Linked DNA regions of Homo sapiens: region 2 is linked to region 1. A link is a contact called in ENCODE Hi-C or POLR2A ChIA-PET data. All regions are on one chromosome and are shown on one strand. Each heading gives the region's core, a stretch centred on a gene start or an enhancer-like site at or near the end of the contact. The rest is flanking DNA. Distances are from core to core; before and after follow the strand shown. Region 1 holds the start of HLCS-AS1 (HLCS antisense RNA 1). Region 2 overlaps DYRK1A (dual specificity tyrosine phosphorylation regulated kinase 1A).

Evidence for each region. A loop is a pair of places that touch in the nucleus more often than their neighbours do. ChIA-PET counts read pairs that join two places held with the same protein, here RNA polymerase II (POLR2A). Pooled maps may share reads with other maps.
Region 2: a loop to region 1 is called in a pooled map, with 3 times the contacts of the local background. The contact joins the enhancer-like site here to the promoter of HLCS-AS1 in region 1. A Hi-C loop is called at or near these places in 1 of 37 single-sample maps with no recorded cell type and 3 of 50 pooled maps. POLR2A ChIA-PET finds 5 or more read pairs at or near these places in 1 of 52 experiments (PC-9).

The regions. Positions count from the first base shown.
Region 1 is chr21:36,962,170-36,969,081 of GRCh38, forward strand. It overlaps HLCS-AS1 (HLCS antisense RNA 1), which reads left to right and starts at 4,290. Exons shown (of 4, transcript NR_186434.1): 1 at 4,290-4,442; 2 at 6,385-6,638. It overlaps HLCS (holocarboxylase synthetase), which reads right to left and starts at 4,500. Exons shown (of 11, transcript NM_001352514.2): 1 at 4,275-4,500; 2 at 1. The coding sequence starts at 4,469. RefSeq lists an enhancer at 3,853-3,902 and silencers at 3,962-4,292, 4,013-4,342, 4,413-4,882.
Region 2 is chr21:37,458,346-37,465,257 of GRCh38, forward strand. The region is part of intron 2 of DYRK1A (dual specificity tyrosine phosphorylation regulated kinase 1A); the gene reads left to right. Among named protein-coding and RNA genes, the nearest start is that of KCNJ6-AS1, 57 kb to the right of the region's middle. RefSeq lists a silencer at 4,914-4,963. Within about 2 kb of position 3,271, at least 6 of the 41 ENCODE cell types and tissues checked have a DNase peak (open chromatin) inside an H3K27ac peak, as active enhancers do.

The DNA of each region.
Region 1 (6,912 bases), core at 3,040-5,539:
ACTGTATAGAGGGAAAGAAATATAATGAGATTGTCACTTCATACCACAACTGCCATAAATTTCAACCCCCTCTGAAACATACCCTCCCCTATAATTCCAAGTGACATGGAAATAAGCTTATCTGATGCTCCTCTGCAGGCCGCAGGAACCGTGTGTTTCTTGTTTAGCTGTGACTGTTTAAGCACCTGCAAAAGCCCATCGATGACTCAGGACAGCTTTAATATCTCTAGACCACTGTTTTCAAGCCATGAATTCTGAAACGGGGCCTATCCCCGCCATTCCTCACTGCTTAGCACACAGTAGCTAACCGGGAAGTACATTTAAAGATGAGGAGGCTGGCCGGCACAGTGGCTCACGCCTGTAATCCTAGCACTTTGGGAGGCCAAGGTGGGCAGATCGCTTGAGCCCAGGAGTTCAAGACCACCCTGGCCAACATGGTGAAACCTTATCTCTACAAAAAACATACCAAAAAAATGAGTTGGGCATGGGGGTGGGTGCCTGTAGTCCCAGCTACTCAGGAGGCTGAGGTGGGAGGATCACTCGAGCCTGGGAGCCCGAGGTTGCAGTGAGATGAGATCATGCCACTGCACTCCAGCCTTGGGTGACAGAGTGAGACCCTATCTCAAAAAAAAAAAAAAAAAAAAAAGATGAGGAGGCCTAGAAGTACGTACCCACCAACAGAAGCTCCTTACTCACAGAAGCCTGAAGGGCTGTTCCTTCATTCCCTACAGCCATCACAGCACAGGGCACCAGGCAGTTTTTCTTTACACCTTCCTTATAGTGAAATCAACCCTGCTCCTCTCCCGGAGATCTGGGAAGTGTGCAAGTCTCTGGATGCTCACACAGCAGTTAAATCCAGAGAGAAAAGCTATTTCAGGGAAAGGCATTTACCATATGCAGACGCAATCAGACATACTTTAATGGAATGTAAACTCCAGTCAGGAGTGATTGTAGTTTTTCAAAAAGAAGATTAGAATCAAGATTGGTTAGCAAATCAGAAATACCCAGTTATCTCTCGTTTTCTTTCCTGAAATCTCTCTAAGAAAAACAGCAAATTGATTTGAAAAGGCTTTCACATACAGGATATAGCCAGAGAAGAAAAAGATGAAATCTGAGCGGGGTATGCAGGAGGCTTTCACCATCACCCAGAACGAAGGTAACTAGGCAGGCTCCACTGTGCTGCATATCAGTTCAAATCTGCTTGATAAAAACCTATTGAACTAAATAATGAATGAAAATTTAGGGGAGAATTTGCCCCTCCCTCAGTAAACATAATTATCAATATAGTGGTTAAAAAGTATGTCCACTTAGGCCGGGCGCGGTGGCTCACGCCTGTAATCCCAGCACTTTGGGAGGCTGAGGCACCTAAGGTTGGGAATTGGAGACCAGCCTGACCAACATGAAGAAACCCTGTCTCTACTAAAAATACAAAATTAGCCGGGCATGGTGGTGCATGCCTGTAATCCCAGCTACTCGGGAGGCTAAGGCAGGAGAATCATTTGAACCCGGGAGGCAGAAGTTGCGGGGAGCCGAGATCGTGCCATTGCACTCTAGCCTGGGCAACAAGAGCAAAACTCCATCTCAAAAAAAAAGTATGTCCACTTTATCCAAGCATAGAATGTGTACATTAAACAGACAAAAAGCTTGATACTGCCAATTTGTATAAACTGTCTTTGGTTAAACTTATCAATTGATTGTAGGGCATTCAATTATAAACACACATATTCAGTATTCATGCATTTGATTTTAAGTGTATAACATATGAGAACACGCCAGGCTTGGTGGCTCACACCTGTAATCCCAGCACTTTGGGAGGCCAAGGTGGGCGGATCACCTGAGGTCAGGAGTTTGAGACCAGCCTGGCCAACACTTTGGTGAAACCCTGTCTCTACTAAAAATACAAAAATTAGCCAGGCGTGGTGGCTCATGCCTGTAATCCCAGCTACTCAGGACGCCAAAGGAGGAGAATCACTTGAACCTGGGAGGTGGAGATTGCAGTGAGCGGAGATCGCGCCACTGCACTCCAGCCTGGGTGACAGAATGAGATCCATCTCAACATATGGGCATGAGATTCAGGTGTGTCCTTATTTCAGCCCAAGTAGACTGAGGTATCCCTCAAAAGTAGACCCAAGCAGACTGAGATATCCACCAAATCATCAACCTGATCATATTTTAAATCTCAAAATAACAGTAGCCAACCACAAATAAATGGTCAAGCTTTCCACCTGTAGACCTTCAACATCACAGCTTAAACCCAACAACTATTAAATTTACTATTTCAGGTCAAGCTGCTATGCTAAACAGTCTCATTTCCTAATAAGAAAAAGATACGAACTAGAATAGGAACTGTGATTTAAAGGCTACAGGGATGCAGAGCATGGCCATCCCATCTAGTCTGGAAAACTAGGAAATGACGCAGCAATATCTAACCAAATCTGTAGGCAAAGCTTACTGTGCAGAGTGACAGAGCAGAGTTACAGAATCCATGAAAGCACCAGGCCACTCCTACTCCGGCCTGCACAGGTAGGCAAGGGCTGAAAATCACTAGTTATGGTTAGTGTAGTTAACAGAAGGCCAGCGGAGTCATGAAAATGTTCAAAAGTAAAACTGTCCAAGAAAATCAGACATTCCCATCTCCATGTTTTTATATGTCCAAAATTTCTATTCTGACTTAAATCCTAAATGTAATTGATCCAATTTGGAAACTACTACAAAAAGCTCACCCCTCAATTTTTTGCCATTTTATTGAGTTATCTTTCTCAATCAGGTTAATTCCCAACGCTCTAAGCCATACATTGTATGTAATGCATGAACTTCTTCCCCTTTTGTCTGGGTAGTGTCAGTTATGTGGAGGTGGTACTAGTTATTTGCATAACTAGTACCTTGGGGGACCTGAGAAAACAGTCATTCATATTCAGTGTGACATAATACATATATGGTACTAACAAGAAAGAGTATTTTTTATTTGCTAGTGGCACAATTTCAACCCATATCTAAGCACAGCCTCCAGGCAATGTTCAAACCTGAGATAAGATTCAATTCCCCACAGGGGCTTTACGGTGTGACATATGCAGAAAACGTCATTTTAGTGCTAAAAGTGAGGCAATATTCCAGAAAACAGAGGAAAGGGACAAGAAACAGATTAAAAGCAAAACACGTTTAAATATTAATGAGAACAATGCTACCGATGTCCATGAAATTTTGTGCAGTACTGCACTGTGAAGCTAAGCCCATTTCCAAAAACAGCTGAATGGAAAGATCTATTGTTCCCTTTACAGCAAGGCAGCAGACTTTTTACAGAGATTAATTGACTGGCCCAAGTCACAAGGTAGGTGACAGAGTGGGCTGAACACGTAACCACCATCCTAAGCACTGGGTCAAAAAAAACAAAGGCTGACTGTCAACTGAAATTTAAAAGACGCAAAGACCATCAGTCGGGTGCCCAAGTTGGTGAATGATGCAACCAACTGACAGAAGATGGAGAGGGAAAAGGGCAGTTTTTGTAAATTTGGGGACATCTGACAAAAAGCTGATGACACAGGTGGGAGTTTTTTGTTTGGGATTTTTTTTTTTTTTTCTTAAGACAGGGTCTTGCTTTGTCACCCAGACTGGAGTGCAATGGCTCAATCATAGCTCACTGTAGCTTCAAACTCCGGGGCTCAAGTGAACCTCCCGGGATCAAGTGACCCTCCCGCCTCACCCTCCAGAGTAGCTGGGACTACAGGCGCGTGCCACCACGCCGACCTAAGTGTTTTTTTTGTTTTGTTTTTTGTAGAGAGGGGTCTAGCTATGTTGCCCAGGCTGGTCTCCATCTCCTGGGCTCAAAGCTGTCCTTCCTCCTAGGCCTCCCAGAGTGCAGGGATTACAGGCATAAGCCACCGCTCCCGGCCCGCCACAGCTGTCTCTCCTGGTTCACGGTCACCCAAACGCCGGCTCGAAGTGTGGGAGAGGAGGTTGGGGGCGACCCCAGGTGGGCACTGCTGGCGTCCGGCTGTCAATCCACAGCTCACGTCCTCACAGGTGCGCGCCTAGAGTCACGCGTCCAGCACCGCCCGGCTGGCCGGGAAGAGGCGACCGGGTCCGTGGTCCGAGTCCCGCACCTCCGGCCTCTCTCTGGGCCCCGGGGCAACAGCCCCTCCCGGGCCGCACAGGCCGCACTGAGGGCGCCACTCCGGGGCTCCCGAACTCCCGGGCTCCCGGCGGGGACGAGGCGCAGGGACGGGGGCACTTCCGGCTCGCGGGGCCCGGGTCGCCCGCCCGCCCGACCCGCCCACCTGGCTGTCGCTGACGCAGAAGACGCGGCCGCCACGGCTCAGGCACACGCGGGCGCCCGGGGGCTGCGCGGCCGCGCCGCAGAAGGTGAAGGAACAGCGCGAGGCACGCAGCCGCCGCACCGTGGCGCGCACGAGCTCAGCCGGCCGGCGACCCCAGCGCGCCCACAGGTACAGGTAGCACAGCGTGATGAGCATGGCCGCGCCGCCGGCAGGGCGAGCCCGCCTTGCCCGCCCGCCCCAGCGCCCCAGGCCCGGCCCCGCCCCGGCCGGAAGGGCCGCGCCGCCCCCCCGGGCCAGGCGGCGCGGGGGTGGGGACGGCGGGGGAGGCGGGGACCCGGAAGGTGACGCGGGCAACTGGAGGCTGCGGCGGGAGGGGCGGGGGGGGGTGAGGCCGCGCCCGGCTGTGTGATGGGGAGCTCCGGAGGCCGCGCCCAGGGCTGGTGGCGGCGGCGAGGGGCAGCGCTGGGGCGGGGGGTGTGCACCGGGGTCAGGGGACGCCGGGGCTGCACCCGGAGAGGGGGCTCGAGGGAGTGGAGGCCGGGGTGCGGGGCCGCGCCAGGGCTGAGGAGTGGGATGGGTATGTTGTGGATGCGGGGGAGGGGAGGCTCCAGTGGCTGCCCGACCTGTTTAAGCCAAGTCCGGCCTCCCTTCCTTGGAGGGGTGGGAGGCGGATTGAGGAGGGGGCTCTGCCTATGTTCATAGCTGCCAAGGCCAACCTTTACTAACCAGCAGCACACCGGGAGTCCCAGAGCGCTCCACAGCCGCTACCCAGTCGACTTGGGAAAATAAGATAAGGCCGTTTTTATTAAATTATACTAAGCCTTCATGCAAAAGATTTTAAGGTCAATCACATACATTCACGGGATGCAATAATGTTTTTTTAAATAAGGACAGGAAACAGAAATTGAAGACAGATAAGCACCAAGAAGGCTGCCTCTAAAAAGGCTGTGCCAGGAAGGCTCCCTATGGTGTTCTTGCTACATGTGGGTCAACAGTTTGACTGTAAGCATCCTAACACCAGTGGGAAAAGGAAAACATCACCATGATTTGGTGTTCTTGTCTCCAAGGGAAGCATAATTAGTCCTGACACAGAGGCTTCTCCCATAGAACCTCATTTCTTTAAAAGGCATTATGTAAAGAACGTGTTCTGAACAGCTGCGAAGCACAGCAAAGAATTCCATCCAGTGGCTTCCTATTCTGGCCCTCGCTGAAAATAGGTGGCAAGATGCAGCAAAAGCAATCATGTACACCACGTCCATGTCTTAATCTAAGGATAGTTTTTGTTTGTTTGTTTTTGAGACAGTCTCTCTCTGTCACCCAGGCTGGAGTGCAGTGGTGCAATCTCGGCTCACTGCAAGCTCTGCCTCCTGGGTTCAAGCGATTCTCCTGCCTCAGCCTCCCGAGTAGCTGGGATTACAGGTGCCCGTCACCATGCCTGGCTAACTTTTGTATTTTTAGTAGAGACAGGGTTTCACCACGTTGGCCAGGGTGGTCTCGAACTCCTGACCTCAGGTGATCCACCCGCCTCTGCCTCCCAAAGTGCTGGGATTACAGGCGTGAACCACCGCGCCCAGCTAGGATAGATTTTTTTTAAGAGACAAGGTTTCGTTCTGTCGCCCAGGCTGGAGTGCCGTGGCATAATCACAGCTCTCTGCAGCTTCGAACTCTGAGCTGAAGTGATCTTCCTGGCCACCATGCCCAGCTAATTTTTTAGAAATTATTTTTCATAGAGACAGGGTCTCGCTGTGTCGCCCAGGCTGGTCTCAAACTCCTGGTCTCGAGCAGTCAAACTCCTGCCTGGATCTCCCAAAGTGCTGGGATTACAAGTTTGAGCCATGGCGCCTAGCCATAAAGATAGATTTTTAAAGTACCTTGGCCATTTGTTCATCTGCTTTAATATAGCTGCATAGAACACCCACTCCCAGAACTTCAGACTTTTGGTTAGATAACATAGTATATTTTCCCCCTTGCATATAGCGATAGATTTTTAAAAGAGAGAAAATCCAAAAAGAAATAACTGGGCTTAAAAGCAAGCATCTCTGTGGACCAGAAATAGAAGAAAAACAAAGTGATAAACAGGACTAAAGCCATATCCTACACTTCTCTACAGGACAGTGGCAGCCGGAAAGTGGGTTCCTGCATGGTAACAAGACCTTAAAATTGTGTCACTGGAGAAGGACGTGCAGTTCCCGCTGAGGAGAGACTTGGCCACTCCAGGACAACACAGGACTACAAGTCAGGAATTTGAAGATGAAAAGTGCTCAACAGTGATAAATCCTAAATGTTTCACTGAACAACCTTTCAGATAGCCTTCTTGAAGTTTGCTGAATTATGGCTATAAGGACCACTCCCCACCCCTGCTAGGTATGGAGAGGTCATCTCCTCTATCTGAAGGTGACCAACATCTCCAGTTTTTCCAAATTCCCTAAGGGTTTTGAGACCACACCTTCCCACAGGTACTCTAACTCCACCTGGCCAATAGGAATTTTCTAGGTTTACCCTTAGGTGTTTCGAGATATGGTCTCAGAATACATCATGGGAAAATTACATTTTGGGGTCAATCCTGTATACCAATTCTAGGTTAAAAGCATGGGGACCACCATGGTTCAACATGAGCTGACCCTTGCATTGAAGAGTA
Region 2 (6,912 bases), core at 2,021-4,520, 500 kb after region 1:
ACTAGTATTTCACTATCTTTTTGATTTTGAAAAAAATGAACTAAGTTGAACTTTAACCACCATTTATTAAAACATTTCTTTTAAGCTCTAAACAGAGGCTCCAGATCGTCTTTGAGGCACATTTCCTGTCCCCTGGCAACTCTGTGTGTAACGTTTCAAACCCAAGGCATTGTACAAGGGAGAGGAGTACTTTGGGTTTACATGGTTGAGGGTGATGATGAATCCTCTTATTTCATGTGTAAGAAGACCGGGTTATTTGTTGCCATGCCCCACACTGATGCTGGGGCCAAGGCAAGCAAAAGGGGACGCCTAAGTCCTAGCCTAATGTCTGTCTTCTGTAGAGCAAGCTGAACTTTCAAAGGTATTTCTCGTTTTACCTGTTTTGTAAATGAATATGCTAACTTTGCACGCCGCAGAGGAATGTGAGATATAGAGAGCAGGCCGAGGTCCATGGGGCTTCATAAAGGGCATTTTGAGCAGCTGGAGGCTTGTGGTTACCATGTCCAGGCTCTTCCCCTGCTCTCCTTAACTATCCTACAGATGCCTCTGACCTGGGAGGAAGGAAGAGAAGCCCTCATCTCCTGACTGAGAGTGGGAAGTGGCAGTCACTGAATGTGCTTGCCGTGTGACATTACTGCATGTCAGGCTGGCAGTTCACTGTTTTGTGTGTGGAGGACTGTTTCTGATGCTCTCTGCTATTTGCTAAGCCATAAATAAGGATATACCGTCTGACAACTACTATAATAGTATGAAGGACAGCTTTGAAATCAAGACGTCTGATAACCTTAAGCTGTGGTCACTGTCATTTTTCTCTTGAAAGATCCTGGACTCTCAGGATCTGGCTTACCATCTTTGATGGACAATCATTTTATTAGCTTGCTTGAAAGAATTAGTTCCTCTGTTATAATCACTGTAGTGTCAGTTGGAATGACTTGAGCCATTTTTGTAAAACTTGTGAAATCTTTATGTATTTATGAAAGTTAAACTTACTGAAGGCTGAATGACTGCAGTGAAAGTATGAATCCTTTAATTAAATAAGTGGTTAGCATTTATATAAGCAGTCTAATTAGGACCCCAAATATTTGTTCATTTTCTTTAGGGCTACTAACCTGGATGCCCGATGGAGTAATCATCACTGTCCTGTGTAGATCTTGTAGATTTTTGAAAGTACTTTCTGTCTCACAGTGGTGGTAGATTTTGTTTATTTAATTATTTAGGGGGCATGTTTTCAGTTTAGCCTGATTAGTTACCTGCTGAATAAATAATGTTATTCTAATACCCTGCTAGGAAGAAATTTATGTAATTGAAATTCTGATTTCTATGTAACGTTCTGTTTTCGTATTGAGACATGATACTGCCTGACAGGGCTGCTTCAGCAGCTGTCATCTGGTTTGTTGTTTCTTGTGTTGTTATATGGATTCTGCTAGCCTAAAAGGCATTCTTCTCTGTGTCTCTGCAGGGCTGTCCAGTGAGTCATCTAAAATTAAACTTTGATCAGAAATAAGTTTCGTTTTTTTCCCGCAAAGGACTGGAGTGAGTGGGCTTGAGAATACTTGTATGCAAATTAAAAATATATATATTCATAAATATTTGGGAGCATTAGGTCAAGTGCCAATTAAGTCAGGAAGGATCCTGCAGCCATAGTCATGAAGATAAACTTTTTAAATTGCATTTGCTCAAACTTAAACATGTTTGTGAGTATTTTGTATAAGCGACCATTATTTCAGTTGCTATGTTAGATTTGTTGCTTTCTTTAGCATGGATTTTTTTTTTTTGGTAAAGTGTTAGTTTTTAATGTTTCAAAAGATTTTTTTTGCAGTCATTTAAAATCAATTGTCAGTTAATACCTAAAATTCGGCAGATTGTATGTTTTATTTATTGCAACATGTTGAGAATCTTTTGTTTCCTGTTGACATTTTAAAAATCTCCTAATGGCAGATTGATTTGTCTGTGCTCTTTTTGTATTATTAAGTCAGGCAGCAGATACTTAGAGAGCTTCTGCTGTTTTAAGCCATGGGGAGGCAGTAGCGAACAAAAGGGGTGGGGGAGTCTTGCGGCGTTCACATCTCAGAAATGTTACTGCGCTATGAGGGAGACTTTGGCCTCTAATCCACTGTTAGCCACTAGCCTCCAGTCAAAGTTAGAGAACCACCGGTCTTCATTCTTTTCATTAAGTGGTTGGACTTGTCTAAAAAGGTTTAATTTCACCTCCAGACTTTGTCTTGAGACATTGCGTGTCTTTGTTTACCTGTCTTTTGTTTCCAAACGTCCCTACGCTCATTCCTAGATTTAATTAAGGGCTCAAAGACTGCTCAATACCTTGTTTTGTACTAAGTAGGGAAGAATTTTAATTTAAATAGGTTTCATTACTGATTATTAATTTAAAATTTATGGGCACTACAAGAAAAACTATTTCTCTACCTGGAATTTTCATGACTGCCAATAACTTAGTACTAGGTGGTATTATCTGCTTTATTCATTCTTATTATTTAAAATATTTTATAACTTTAGGATATTAAAGAAAATATAAATTTACCCATATTATATGTTATCCTCTGTACAATATGATAATTTATGGAATCCAGCAGCTATATGTTGGATTACTATTTTAATCTTTTCTGTCTTCCAGATGGTATTACCAAAAATAAATCCTTGGCCTCCTATTTCAGCTGTAAGAATTTGGCTTACCTTTTGTAATCAAGAGTGGTAAGGGCCCTTTTACTGTAGGGTTAAGTAAGATTTTCTGTTATTTAGTTGTTGAGGATAGTACAGTTCCTAAAAAATGATACGTGCTTGTTAAATACAGAATGAATGAAAAGCACACATCTGCATATTAGTCTTAAAGTTTTAAGATGATTATTTTTGATTTTCAAATATAGGTAGTATTTCATTTTATTTAAGTTATACATTTATTTAAATTATCTAAGTTATAATAAAATGGCAAAACCACAACTACTTTTACACCAACCGAATACTTACATTTATTTCTCCTGTCCTTTGTGCTGTGATTGTTTTATTTATATGTAATAAACTCCACAATGTTATTTTTGCTTTGAACAGTCAGTTGGCTTTCAAAAATATTAAGAAAAAATGTCTTTTATATTTATCTACATACATATTTACATTTCTGGTGCTCTTTATTCCTTTGTGTGAATCTCAGTTTCTGTCTGGAATCATTTTCCTTCTGTGAACTTGTGTGAACATTTTTTGAGGGCGGATCTACTGTTGACAAATTCTTTCACTTTCATGGGTCTGAAAAAGTATTTTGCCTTCGTTTTTGAAGGGTGTTCTCACCGGATATAGATTTGTAGGTTAAAGGTCTTTTTTATTTTCATCATTTAAAGATGTTTTATTTTCTTCTGGCGGTGCACATGGTTTCTGGTGAGAAAGTGGTGACTCCCCTATATGGAAACAGGTGTTTTTGTCTCTGGCTGCTTTTACAATTTTTTTCTTCATCATTGGTTTTCAGCAGTTTGGTTGAGTTGCCTCAGTGTGATTTTTGTGTGACTTTTTCCTTTTTTTTTTTTTTTTAAACTTGTTTTCAGTTTGGTTAATTTATATTGCTTTGTTTTTCCATTCACTTATCTTTTCTTCTGCGGTGTCTGAACTGCTATTAGGTCCGTTCAGTGAATTTTTCATTTGAGTTATTTTGTTTCTCATTTTTAGAATTTCCATTTAGTTCCTTTTCGTAGATTCTATTTCTCTATTAAGATTCACTATTCCCTTATTTTGTCCATGTTTTCCTTTATATTTTAAAACATTCATAATAGTGGTTTTGGTCTGCTAACTTCACTCTTTCTGTCATTTCTGAGTCTTAAATGGATTTTTTCCTCCCGAATACAGACCACATTTTCTTGCTTCTTGCTGTGCCTAGTGAATTGGGCTGGCTATGGGGATGAGGAATGCTGGCCCGTGAGTGTTTGGATTTTGTTGTTCTCTTTAAAGAGTGTTGAATGTCGTCCTGGCAGGCTGTTAATTCACTTGCAGACCATCTTGATCCTTTGAGGTTTGTTTCAGTCTCTGTTAGAACAGGGGCCAGCCTTTACTGTAGGGCTGGATTAGCCCTAGCCCTAAATGTGGATTTTCTGGGGTCTCTGTTGAATGTCTGTGGGTTTCTCCACTGTAGCCTGTTTGAACACTCAATGTCTTACAGTCTTGTGTGAATTTTAGTAGTTATTCAGTTCACAGTTCCCTGGTAGTTGTTCTGTGCCTGGCTTCATGGTCCTTCTCCCAGTGCTTGTGCAGCTTAGCATTTGGCCAAAGAGTCAAGGAGAACCCTATGTACGGATTGATGGAGCTCCTTCTCTTTTTGTTACCTGCTGCACAAATTCCAGCCAATTCAGTGGCCTTGAACTCTTCCTTCTGTCTCTGCAGCACAGTGAGATTGCTGTGTTCTGTTTGGGCTCCCCCTTCCTATATTGTACCCTGGAAAGTGCCTCTAGATAGGAAACCAGGGGGATTGTAGGGCTCACCAAGAGTGATTTCTTTTTTCAGTCATCACGATTCTGCACTGCCTGTTGTCCAGTGTTTGAAAACGGTTATTTCGTATGTTTTGACTAGTTCTTTAGTTGTTTATGATGAATGAGGGAGTCTGGTACCAGGTACTCTACAAAGGTCATAAGTGGAAATCTGATAATACAAATTCCTAAGGGTAACATGTTTTTATCCATAACCCATTGTTACTAACAATTTTAATATATAGATTCAGTTAATCTTTCATGCTGAAAAACCTGAGATTTTATTTACGTCTTATATGAGCAATTTCATTGTGTTTCTAGATAATTGAGTATGCTCTTTTGGCTAGTGGGTTGACAAGCTTGTGTGTGCATGTGTGTGTGTGTGTGTTTAATGTTGGCACGTGTGTGTGTGTGTGTGTGTGTGTGTGTGTATCCTGTAGTAACACATATTGGCCACTAGAGGGTAATAAGAAAGCAGTTCATTTGTTCTTATTGGCTCACTGTTACTAAATAGTCCTTATCATTAGACTTTTTGCATAGTCACAGTCATTGCTTACTTTCACTTTAATATATATTTATTTAACACCTTCTGTGGAGCCAGGCACTGCACTGTGTGCTTGGGATATAAAAATGAGTAAGAGCAGTTGACTGAGCAATAGCTGTAGCCTGTGCTATAAGACTTTTCTCTGCTTTTGATTCAAGAACCCCTCATTTAAAAAATACTACATTCATCCTTACCTCCCGTGCAGTCCCCTCCCTCCCTCTCTCAATGATTTCTTCACAGTCTAAATATTCCTGATGGATTCAGTTCATTCCTTTATTGCACAGATATTTATTGAATGCAGGCCATGTGCCAGGCACTGTTCTTGGTGCTGATGATAAAATCGTGAACAAAGCTTACTCATGGACTTTCGTTCACTTACCCTCTTAATCATGTGCCTTTATTTCCGGCCATCATTAGAGGTGCAATTCATTTTGGATGTGCCTTGTTGCTAGGGACCTCGTGGGTTTTTGCCCACATAAGCTTGGTTGCCCTCCTCATTTCTTAGTGGATTCTGTCTTAGAACCTCAGCCTCATAAGTTTCCACATTTAGATGCTATAGTTTTAATTAAATTATTTTCATTTACTTTTTGTTCTTTAATATTGTTCTTTGATTTAACTGTTTCTCTTTAAAATCTACTATCAATTAATACTGTCACAGGAATGGTCCCCTGTTAACACATTACTAACAAAGAAATTCAGGTTAGGTAAGAATAACATTCAGATCTACAAGTAGAGCTACGTGTGGGTTATGTATCAGAGATGATGGCTTCTGATACTTGTTATTTTTACTTTTTTGTTTTTAAACTTAGGGTCTTTTCTCATGCTTTTTGTATTTGCTGTTTCCTCTGTGTTTACCACTATCTTTTTGAATCTTATGTCCCAGTCTTTGAGATGTGTTGTTTATGAAATATTTCTCTGTAGAATCAGTGCTGATCCATACTGGTAATATGGTCTCTAGTTATTATAGTTCCTTGCTAGAACATAGTAACGTGGCTGAAGTAAGAAAGCTGCTTCATTTTTCTTTTAGTAAAATATTGAATTTTTCCCAAGTTTAGCAAAGTTACAGAAACATGCTCATGGTAAAAATGATCCATACAGTTCAGAAGCACGTAAAGACAGAACTCCACATGCATGATTTTCTCCAACATGCTTTCCATACTGTTTGACAGCAGTTGAAAATACTTTGGAACTGCACTCCAAATGATGATTTTAGATAGCTTTGAATTATTTGTTAAGTTCATCATTAAATTATAACATTATCTGATGTTAAAACATGTATTGTGATACATTCTTAAGCTAAGATATTATTATACTGAGTTGAATAAAGATTATATAATACGGTAGATAGTAGGTTGAACCATATGAAATTACTGTTTTTGTAAGCCAAGGGTAGTCAGAAATCTATCAGCAGTTTCATATGGTTCCGCATAATACTTTATATGATCATCCCTGTTACAGGATGAACTGAGTCATTTTTTCCATTAACATTTGCATTAAAATTTTAGGAAGATAGAAACTTAAGAGTAAAAACATGGGTAATTTGCTTAATTATGAAATCAGGTTAACTAGAAATACGCATATTAGTTTTGTCCCCTTGGAATCTTATCATAGGAAAGGAATGAATGAATGGATAACTTAAATACTTTTTGGTGTTGCAGGAGGAAATTAAACTTAGGTTTATTCTGAATTTCATACACAGCAGTCGAGTTAAGAAAGGAGACAATGAGCATGTGGCAAGCACACCTCGTTTATATACCATGTTTACCAGCAGTCCTCCTGTACTGGTGGCTTAATCTTTCTTCACTTTCACTAAATAACTGATAATGTCACTAACTAGTTATGATAGGTGTTATAATACATAGCTAAAAAGGTACCAGAAGTGAAAAAGTTTTTTCTTGCCAATTCACATTC